Regions from separate parts of the Mus musculus genome. Here all the other regions are linked to region 2. Evidence: chromatin loops called from intact Hi-C (ENCODE). Cell type or tissue: left cerebral cortex. All regions are shown on one strand.

Evidence for each region. A loop is a pair of places that touch in the nucleus more often than their neighbours do. Peaks named below come from ENCODE experiments on the same cell type or tissue, not always from the same donor. Only the 100,000 strongest peaks of a DNase experiment are listed, where the experiment ranks them.
Region 1: it touches region 2 in a loop (2.5-fold over the local background); 4 of 42 quality-filtered maps call a loop at or near these places.
Region 3: it touches region 2 in a loop (3.0-fold over the local background); 4 of 42 quality-filtered maps call a loop at or near these places.
Region 4: a loop joins it to region 2, with 2.1 times the contacts of the local background. A loop is called at or near these places in 6 of 42 quality-filtered maps.

The regions. Positions count from the first base shown.
Region 1 is chr12:98,341,420-98,343,919 of GRCm38, forward strand. No RefSeq gene overlaps it. Among named protein-coding and RNA genes, the nearest start is that of Gpr65, 74 kb to the left of the region's middle. In left cerebral cortex, a CTCF peak has its summit at 956; DNase peaks (open chromatin) are centred at 899 and 2,412; H3K27ac peaks cover 651 bases.
Region 2 is chr12:98,571,425-98,573,924 of GRCm38, forward strand. All of the region lies in intron 1 of Kcnk10 (potassium channel, subfamily K, member 10), which reads right to left. Among named protein-coding and RNA genes, the nearest start is that of Kcnk10, 2.0 kb to the right of the region's middle. In left cerebral cortex, no CTCF peak of the experiment used is centred here; DNase peaks (open chromatin) are centred at 1,030 and 2,032; H3K4me3 peaks cover 636 bases; H3K27ac peaks cover 1,089 bases.
Region 3 is chr12:98,478,364-98,480,863 of GRCm38, forward strand. The region is part of intron 4 of Kcnk10 (potassium channel, subfamily K, member 10); the gene reads right to left. Among named protein-coding and RNA genes, the nearest start is that of Gm40893, 44 kb to the right of the region's middle. In left cerebral cortex, a CTCF peak has its summit at 1,370; a DNase peak (open chromatin) is centred at 1,446.
Region 4 is chr12:98,626,669-98,629,168 of GRCm38, forward strand. Spata7 (spermatogenesis associated 7) reads left to right here and starts at 1,474. Exons shown (of 11, transcript NM_001289572.1): 1 at 1,474-1,666. The coding sequence starts at 1,648. In left cerebral cortex, no CTCF peak of the experiment used is centred here; DNase peaks (open chromatin) are centred at 1,456 and 2,022; H3K4me3 peaks cover 1,591 bases; H3K27ac peaks cover 1,244 bases.

The DNA.
Region 1 (2,500 bases), 230 kb before region 2:
TTTAAAGCATGTATCAGTATAGACAAATAGTAAACACACATACAAAGTGACCAGAAGGGACATATCAAGATAAACATATTTACACATAGTGGGAAAAGGAGAGGGGAGAGATTTGGGAGGAAGAGGAGGGTTGCTTTGGTTATTGGAAGAAATCCATGAGGGTGGACTTCTAAGATGAGCCACAGTGGAGCACACTCATACAATCCATCACCAGGAGGGCGGGGCCTTGAGTCTATCTAATACAACAAAGTGGGTGGGCTGTCAATCATGTGTTGATGATATATATTATGGCAGAGATATGGAATTTTTAACTGGGGTTGGGGGCGGGGAATGGAGGATTGGAGAGATGGTTCGGTGGTTAAGGGCACTTCCTGCTCTTAGAGAAGACCTGAGTTCTTTTCCTAGCACCTACATCAGGGAGCTCACAACCACCTGTAACTCCAAGTACAGAGGGATTCACTGTTTCAGGCCTCCATGGACACCTGCACTTAGGTGTACTCACTCATAGCAGGGGCACACACACACACACACACACACACACACACACACACACTCACAGAGAGAGAGAGAGAGAGAGAGAGAGAGAGAGAGAGAATTTAAAATAATAAGACAAATTTGTTTTTAAGGAAACTAAATTCCCCAACGATAGATTGGAAATAAAAGAACACTTCCCCAGAAGGGCATCATGATATCTGCTGGGCCCTTAAAGAAGGCTGAGAGGCCAGACTTAAAACAGAGATTTCGGCACTCCCTTGCTTCTATGAATTCTACAGCTCTAAGGAAGCTGCAAGTTCACCACCTGCGGGAGCTTTCCTTGCCAGATCAAACACCATGGCTCAAGCTTTGAGATCTACACAGCTAAAGACATTAGGTCACATCTGGGGTCCATTTCCAGCACCCAGGGCTAACAACAGTCTGTAACTCCAGTTCCAAGGGGTACACACCCTTGTGGCCACCATGGGAACTGCATGGACACAGTGCTTAGACACACAGTCAAAACACCCATAAACATAAAATAAAAACAAATCTCAAAAAAGTAACTAATATGAGATTATATCATGGTGTAATACTATAATCAATCCATTTATGTACACCTGTAATAAAAATTAAGGGAATTTTAAAAGTGAAAAAGAAAGGGGGGGGGGTCTGCCCTCTCCATGAGCCAGAAGCACAAACTAGAATTTCCAGCCCAATGTGCTATCCTTTCTCTTAATATTGTTTTTTAAATGTATTAAGTTACATGGGAAAGTTCAGTAATTTTATATATTTATGGTGTATCTTGATCAAATTAAACCAACATTCTTATTTTGTTAAACATGATCTGCCTGTAAATAACTCCGTATCAAACCCAATCCTTGTGGGCATGCAACAATTTGTGTGATGAGTTAAAATGTTTCAGTCTTAAGTGCCAGATCATCCCACATTGTAGAGACTTCAACAAGCTAAAAGTTGTCTCTCCCAACAAGAAAAATCTAGTCAGTGGTCCGTGGACCCCTCACAGATTATTTTCGATCATTAAAATTAAGAATTCCATTCCGTGGTCCTAAACGGGCACTTCTTGCCAGAATGGAGGAAGAAAATGGCAACAAAAACTCAGACATCCTTTTCCTTTGTTCTCAAAGCTCAGAGCTGCTCTTGCCCTTGTCCCTGTAACAAAATCACACTGTAGCTGAAAAGGAGGCATGGAGACACAGTCTCTATTTTGGAGAGCCACTGTGTTCTGCTAAACTGTGAAAGGTCACACCTGAAGAAGAGGATACAATGTTTGAATTGATATTTTGCAGTCTCTGCCACAGTGGGTTTATAGAGAGATACTGAACACGCTTAATTAGTACGCTTGCTAGGAAACCAGCTGACCCCAGTCTAATGGGACTGGGTGGATCTGACTGATTCTAGCTTTCAGTACTAGAAAGTCTCCTTAGCTATAGCTATGAGCCACATTCTCTAATACCATATTTGCCACCAACACAAATAATATATTTTTCTCCATCTGCTGGACAACTTTGCCCTCTTTTTAGCCTTTTCAGAACCCACAGGAAGAAAAAGGGGTGACATTATTGAGACCCCCATCAAGGTTCCATGTGTAACTCAGAAAGGGAATCTTCATAGAATACCTCAACACACATGAGAGTTACACAGAACTGCCCATGATCCTTTACGAAGCGGTGTCACAGAGAAAATCTAAGCTGCATCTCTGTGCTCATTCGGCTAATATACCTCCAAGCTTAAATCTTATTTGGTGGCTAAATACATGTAGATACAGTCTCTTAACAGTGTCTCTGGATAGCTTCTGTTCTGAAACGGTTTGATTCCGAGTGGCAGCCAAGGCTGTAATGTTTATCCCTTAGCAGAATAGGGGTTTTCCCTTTTGAGATCAAAACTGACGATTCTCTAACATGCACGGTTTTAAACATTTATAGAGTGTCCATTTTTAGGAAAATCACAGCTGTGTGACTATAGCATATTGGTGTGGAGGAGGGCCACATTGCAAGTCGCTGTA
Region 2 (2,500 bases):
TTTTAAATAATGAAAATAATAAGATAACGAAAGCAAACCAGAAGGGGACCCGTGAGAGGGAGGGAGTAGGAGTGGAGTAGGGTGTTGGGATGTAGAATATAAATATGAGTAAAGTATAATGATACATATGAATGAAGATGCCATTATGAAACCCATTCCTCATATGTTAGTCTTTTTTTTTTCATTTATAAGTAAGAATTGTGAGCATAAGTGATGGGAGCAAGCACCTATTCTGGCTCGTGAAATGCTGTTCTTTTTATTGTGGTGTTTATTTTTAGCGTCTGTGGTTGTAACTATAGATGTTACTAGTATACTCTTCTTCTCTGTCTCAGGCTGTGAAACACAAAAAAATTCATGAGAACCACTTGTCACGGAGACACAAGATGTTTCAGAAATAAGTTTTCAAAGCCAGCATCAGAAACACAGTCCCTTGATGTTCCTAGCAAAAGCTATCTACCCCCCCCGCCCTGTTAACTGCTGCCCCCTGGGGCCATCTCACCCTAGAATGCCCCCCACTTCTCCACACCAGTCCTGCCCCAGCTGCATCCTGGTCCTCCAAAGTTCCACCTGGGTGCTTCCTTCACAAATCCTGTTGATTTCAGGTCACCAAAGCTTCTCCCTGCATCATCTCTCCATCCTCGATGCCACTGCCTTGGCTAGTGCACCCTGGCATGTGGTCCCTAGAATTGCAATCATCTTGTGCCAATGGTTCTGAAACTTAGCTCAGATCACGTGACTCCGGCTTGAACCTCTTCAAGGCTTAAAATAAAGACCCCTCTTCCTCAATCCCAAACCTGACTCTATCACAACCAACACCGGGGCTTTGGAGATCCCCAGCCATGCCTCGCAGCACGAATTCCTGACTTTCTCTCTCCTCTAGGCTTAGAGCACTGTTTTCAGCTCCTCAAATACACGTGTTCCTTCTGCTCTGTGAACCTCTGCTCTGAGGTTCCCTCTAAGGAAATAGAGCCTCTTCTCACTGGCCTGGCAACTCCCACTCTAGGTGCCAGTACCATAAGGGTGTCATTTCCTCAGGAAACCTGTCATCCTTTCCTCTGGCCTTTGCCAATCTGCTTGTTTTGTTTCAGACAGAGGAGAAGCCTAAGTTGACTGGGAACTCACGAGGTAGCCTCATGTTAATTAAGCTCAAACCAATGGAAATCCTGCCTCAGGCTCCCAATTGCTGGCAATACAGGCAGGACTCACCACACCCAGCTTCAAGGTTTTCTAGCAGACTTTCTTAAAGCCTCTTGGTGCCCACAGAGCATGCTACACTTTGAATTCCTAATGCCACCCTACAGTGACTAATTTTGACCTGACACCCACACTGTAAACTCCAAGAAGACAGGTATTTTGCCTGCCCTCTTCTGACTATATTTCCAAGTCTCAGACTGTGCCCGGTGTCAAGTATGTATTTGACGAATAAATCCTGCGATGATTTAAAATAAAAGCCAAACTACCAGGCTTTGTAATTTCCAGAGATTTGGAGACCAAACAGAAGGCTGAGGCTGTACTGAAGGTATTTACAAACTGAAGGGCAATACCTCTTCATTCACTCTTCAGTCAGGCAAGTCATAAGACATTTTCTTCAAACATAACTTGCTTTCCTGGATCTAGTCTGAGGAAGGGAAGAAATGAAGTCATAAAAGAAATTGAAAGGGAGGAACTGAGCTGAGTGGGAATTAGATGTGATCAAGATATATTGTATAAAACTGTCAAAGACTAAATAAAACAATATTCTTTAAAAGAAGAAATATAATCTCTCTCTCTCACACACACACACACACACACACACACATTTTAACTCCAAGACTCACTCAAGCGCTGCCTATCCTACCCAATTCAGCCTGTATATGAGCTAAGAGGTGACTGGACACACTGTTTCAACTTGTCCCGCTCCAATACTATTTACAAAGAGCCACAATATCTATACATTAACATGTGGGGCAGTGGCCAAGACCAGGAGTATGGTGCACCCACACAACCTGCCTTAATACTCTTTACAGGAAGGGAAAGTGAACCCACACTCCTAAAAGCATACCAAACCATTGTGTGCGTGGGCACGCTGTAGGTTACTCCGTGAGCCCTTCCCAGACCCACCCTTGTGGAGAAAAACCACTCCCCACAGCCTTTCTACAACCTGAGCCAAAGGAGCCTAGTCGGCAGGATTAGTAATAAGACAGAGCAAAGACTCTGGAAGCCCCTTGGGCTCCATTATGCTTCATGCCCTATGAGAGAAGTGCTACCCCAGGGACAGCTGGGGCAGATCGTAGCCTCACATGCTGCCAAGAAACCTGTCCCTCTGAGGACACGCGGGCCATGAGGCTCAGCTCCAGGTCCAGTGAGAGTCACCCCACCCATCTGCCAGAGAGAGACAAAGATCACTAGAAACAAAGGACACACACACACAGGCACACGTACATGCACATTCACAAAGTCAAAAGCAAATACCAACACTTGGTATAATTTCAAAACAAACAGCAGCTTGGTGTGTCTTTAA
Region 3 (2,500 bases), 93 kb before region 2:
CAGTGAATGTGCTCTGTGTGGCTCTATAATAGTGGGTCTGTGTCACTGAAACGCTTGAGCAAACATAAAATGTACAGCATTATGAGAGAACCCTAATGTAAATTACAGACCAAGAAGTAATTATGCCCCAATGCAGGTTCATCGAATGAAACAAAAATGTGCTACCCTGTTAGAGAATGTTGACCATATGGGGTTAGTGTGAGTGTGGGCACATGTGCACGTGAGTATCGATGTCTGTGTTTTATACATATGTATGCATATATAAATGGAAATATATGTACATATAAATAGGAATGTATAATATAATTGAGAATGCATATATATATAGTAAATCTATATGCTGCCCTTTCAATTTTGCTACAAATCTAAAACTGCTATAATAAAGTCTTTGAGAGAGATGAAAAAAATAAACAGATATAATGACATATTTTTAAGTGTCTCTTTCATCTTGCCTTAATTGTGGTTGCATGAAACCATACTATCTTCTCCTAGTGTAACCTTCTTGTAACCATGAGGTAACAAGCCTATGGATGAAAAGCTGACATGCCAAGACAAACAAACAAACAAACAAAACTCTGGATATGTTTGACACTGCGTCGTGGCTTGTGGACTCCACTTAAAACAAGCTGCCTTCAGGCTTCTTGCTACATGAGATAAATGAGCGTCCAAATTCTCAGCCACTATTTATCAGTGATGCAGGGGGTGAGGGGGGCAGAGGGCATGCCTGTTCTCCTGGCATCCCGATGTCTCAGGACATGCACTGAGCCTCTATCTATCCCCACTTTCCAACTAGACAAGGGGCTTAACCTGATCAACCTGGACCCTTTCTTCTCACGCCCTTCGTTTGCTGTGTGCAATGATCTTGCTGTAAAGGGATGAGTTAGGTTTAGCCCTCCAGGATGTAGCGAAGTCGATGAGGCAGACTGTCCTTGTAGAGAACGTCTATACTACCAATGATTCTACAACCCCAAGGGTATTGCAGGGAGATGGTCTGTGATGCCTTCAGAAGATGAATTACTCCGATCCCCAGTCGCTGTGACACGGTGACCTATCGCTCCCACAATGATGTGATCCAATATGGCTGACCTTTAAGGTAGATTATCCCCCACAGGCCTGATCTAATCTCAAAGTCATCAAAAGCAGAGAGCTTTCCCCTTGGCTGGGCCAGAGTGGAAGTCAGGGAGATCCAAAATGTGAGGAGGACCCAGCACATCCTTGGTTTGGAAGCTGAAGAGGCACATGCAGCAAAGCATTTGGGTAAAACTGAGAAAACTGCTCCAAATTCGGCAAGGAAATGGGCCTCTCCATCCTACAACGACAGAGAAATGTGTTTGTAGCTGTCTTCTCCAGATGGAAACACTGCCTTGCAGCGGAAGCAGAGAGGATCACAAGCCCTCACAAAACTCCCAGTAGGTGTGAGGACCATGCTAAGGTTTCATACGCAGTAAGCAACTCCCAGGAAGGAGACTCTTCAGGAGTTGGGCTGCCCACAAGTCCTGTGGGAAGCTCTAGCTTGCACTATGAGCCCTCAGCCTTAGTAGGATAGGGATCTGGGTCATGCTGCTAACTGAGTCACTTCTCTTCTGTGAGCATCCCCTCACACACTCACTCTCCTGGAATCAACCTCAATAAATTCACTGGTTCGCTTAGGCTCAGATGGAATTCTTATTTTGGTTCAGCGTTGCTCCTCTGCAGTTAGTAGAAAGGGTGCCCACCCCAGGAAAGGGTAATACAGTGAATAGTGGCTTTTTCCCACATGTGAATTTGTTTGGAAGCAGGCTCTTCCTCAGACCTGGAGCCTCATTTGGCCAACATTTTGTTTTTAGCCCCATGTGATATCCAGAATATATTATCACCTGAACCCACCAGACCTGTGACCTCCAGAGCAATGACGGAACAAGTGGCTGTGCTGTCATATGTTTGTGATGACATATTACATCTCAAGAGAAAACTAAGTCCTTTGGCAACATAGCTAACACGCTGCATCTCCTGGTCAGCTCGTCAGTAACAACACTAGCATTGTGACATTTAACTGATGCCTATAGTTCTCAGTTAGTCCCGACAACCACAGATGAAGGTGTTTCTACTCCATCCAAACATCAACAGCCTGGCTTTTTATTGTTTTATAGCCCAGACTCATTCCTCAGCAGCACAGGGTCCCTCAGCAGCTCTGCAAGTGAGAGTCCAGCTAGGGTACGTTTAAATGACCCAAAGAAGAGTCACCCAGAAGACTGATAAACACACACACACACACACACACACACACACACACACACACACACAAAACACAAAACACAAAACACTTTCTCTTCCCAAGAGCTGAAAGACATCAGATGAAGGGAAATGGTTAATAATCAGTATGCAGACTTTATTAAATGAAATTTTCCCTGTGACAACTGAAAATTCGTGCCCCAAGTCTTGCAGGTGAATACAATTGCCTTTCCTCAAATAATCATCTAGGCGTAACTGGTCCTTTAAATGATGTCTATGTGGATAGCCA
Region 4 (2,500 bases), 55 kb after region 2:
ACAGCTGAGAGGCTGAGAACTCAGTAGTTTCTTCATCCTTGAGTGCCTCTGTAGTCAGAGTAACTCCCCCACCCCCACCCCCACCCCATGGTGCCCATCTCTCACTGGGGAGGCTGGCATAGTTGCTCTGTCCACAAGGCTGGATGCCTCAGCTGTCCTGATCTGGTGAAAAAAAAACCTGAAAGAGAGAGCTGCTGAACCTTAGATCCTGATAGAAAACTAAAAAGAACTGATTCTGGTGTGGAAGGATTCAACCACAGCAGCAGAAGAAAGCAACTTGAGGAAAGGACAAGCCAGAAGAGGTGAATTTCAGCCATGACCGTTTACATCTGGACTGCTAGTAGATGATAACACCTTCAATCAGAGTGGGTCTTCAAAATCAAAATTTATCTATTTATTTATTTATTTATTTATTTATTTATTTATTTAATGCATATGAGTACACCATTGCTCTCTTCAGATATACCAGAAGAGGACATCAGATCCCATTACAGATGGTTGTGAGCCAACATCTCAGGACCTCTGGAAGAGCAGTCAGTACTCTTACCCGCTGAGCCATCTCCCCAGCCCCTTCCAAATCATTTAAGGAAATCCGGAAAGCCTCCCTATTCTGGAGGTTCTAACTTTCACTAGGGTGCCATAAAAACCAACCATAATATCTAGACGCTCAAAGTTCAGCAAATCTGGCTCGGAATCCAGTATGCTTTCTGTGACTACAGAGGTTCTCAAATGGGATGTAGTTTCCTCCTCAGGCAACCTTTGGCAATACCTAGTGACATTTTTGGTTGCAATTAGGTTGCAATTAATGGGTTGTGGTCTTCTAGTGGGCAGAGCCCAGGAATACTGCTATATGATACCACAACAAGGACTTATCCATCCAGCCTAAAAGTTCAAGAACGGGTTGCTGAAAAGCCTAGCGGGACAGAATGCTTTCTGCACTCCCTCTACCCCGTTCTGCTCTTATTTCCATGGATACACAATTAACTACTGCAAAAATAAACAACTCGCAGAAAGCAGCGGAATACATCCACACTTTTCTCACTGCCTTCTTCCATTCAAAATGAACCGATCTTTGTGGCTTTAAAGATAAAGGGAGAGCGAGTGCAGGAGCTGAGGAACTCAGTAGGCAGAAAGGAAATTCACACTAATTGCAATGCTTACAATACAAACTTGGGGTTTGGGGCGGGGGGGGGGGGAGTAGCTGCATTAGATAACTGCTGTGTCAAAAGCGCTTGCGCTGCAAGCTTGGGGACTTGAGTTCGAATCACAGGCATCCAAGTTAAAAGTGCTGGCAGAAGCAGATATGACTCTCTTTCCGGACAGTTCACTCTGGATAACTGCCAGGATCCCAGAACAACAGATTGGGACCCGTGGCCATCCTCCCGCCGGCTGCTGGCACTTTCGGTAAGCAGGAGTGCCTGGGGGCGTGGGCGGGGCGGGGCCTAGGAGCACAGGTCCCTGTGTTGTGACGTCATAATCTGCAGCCGCGGAGCTCGCCCTTAGCAACCGCCCTGGCGACTGTCGCTGTGACCCTTTGCGCCCCCGCGGTCCTGGTCTTTTCCTTTTCACCTCCGCTGCGGGGGAGCTCGGCTTCATCCCAGTAAGAACCAAGGGGATACAACCGCGGAGGCCGCAGGAGGACTAAGCATGGATGGCAGCCGGAGAGGTAAGGGACTGCGCGGGTCCAGGCTGCCCATGGCCTTTAAGGTTGCCTGCCACCTCCTTCAGTGTCGCAGGGTAATGGCTGGAACTAGAAACGCCCTGAGCTCAGGGAGGCCCCGCATGCCCGGCTCTTTGATTTACTGCCTGACATCCATCCCCTGATCCTGGGACCCTGCAGCCTGTATCACTTGGGTATCTTCTAGGCGGAATACTAGCCTGGTCTTTGAAATCTAACCTGAGCCCCAGATCAGGCCGGCTGCTTTCACAGAAACGGCGCTCAGTTTGCTCATCTTGAAGGTAGTGGGTAAATACCCATGCCACGGAGTTCTTGGGGGTTAAGTGCAGATAATATACAGCAAGCTCCTGGTGCATTTTAAGTACATGAAATCTTCCACTCCCTCCCTCCTTCTCTCCCTCCCTCCAGAACTGACTCACCCAGAGCTGGTTATAATTCAGTGGCTCCAAGGTAGGAGCTGGGATACTGCATTTGTAATAAACTTCCAATGTGGCTGGTCATTGGACTGAATGTTTAATAGCAAAAGACTACCTTTGAATCGACCTGCTAATGATTAATTAAGCCTTGCTTTCATCTTGCATGCACCTTTATTCTACAATAATTTCATCAAAATAAGTGTTCTGCTTAGCATACAAGGTTGGGGGGGGGGGAGGATATTCAGACACCATCCCAACCTAAGCTCTAGAGGAAAACACACCAAATGCTGTTATGGTCTTCAGAAATGGTTACAAAATAAACTTTAAACCTTTGCAGTGTTCCACCCGTAACCCAACACTTGTTTACACACAAATCCTGTTAAATGGGTATTATTCATATTTTGAA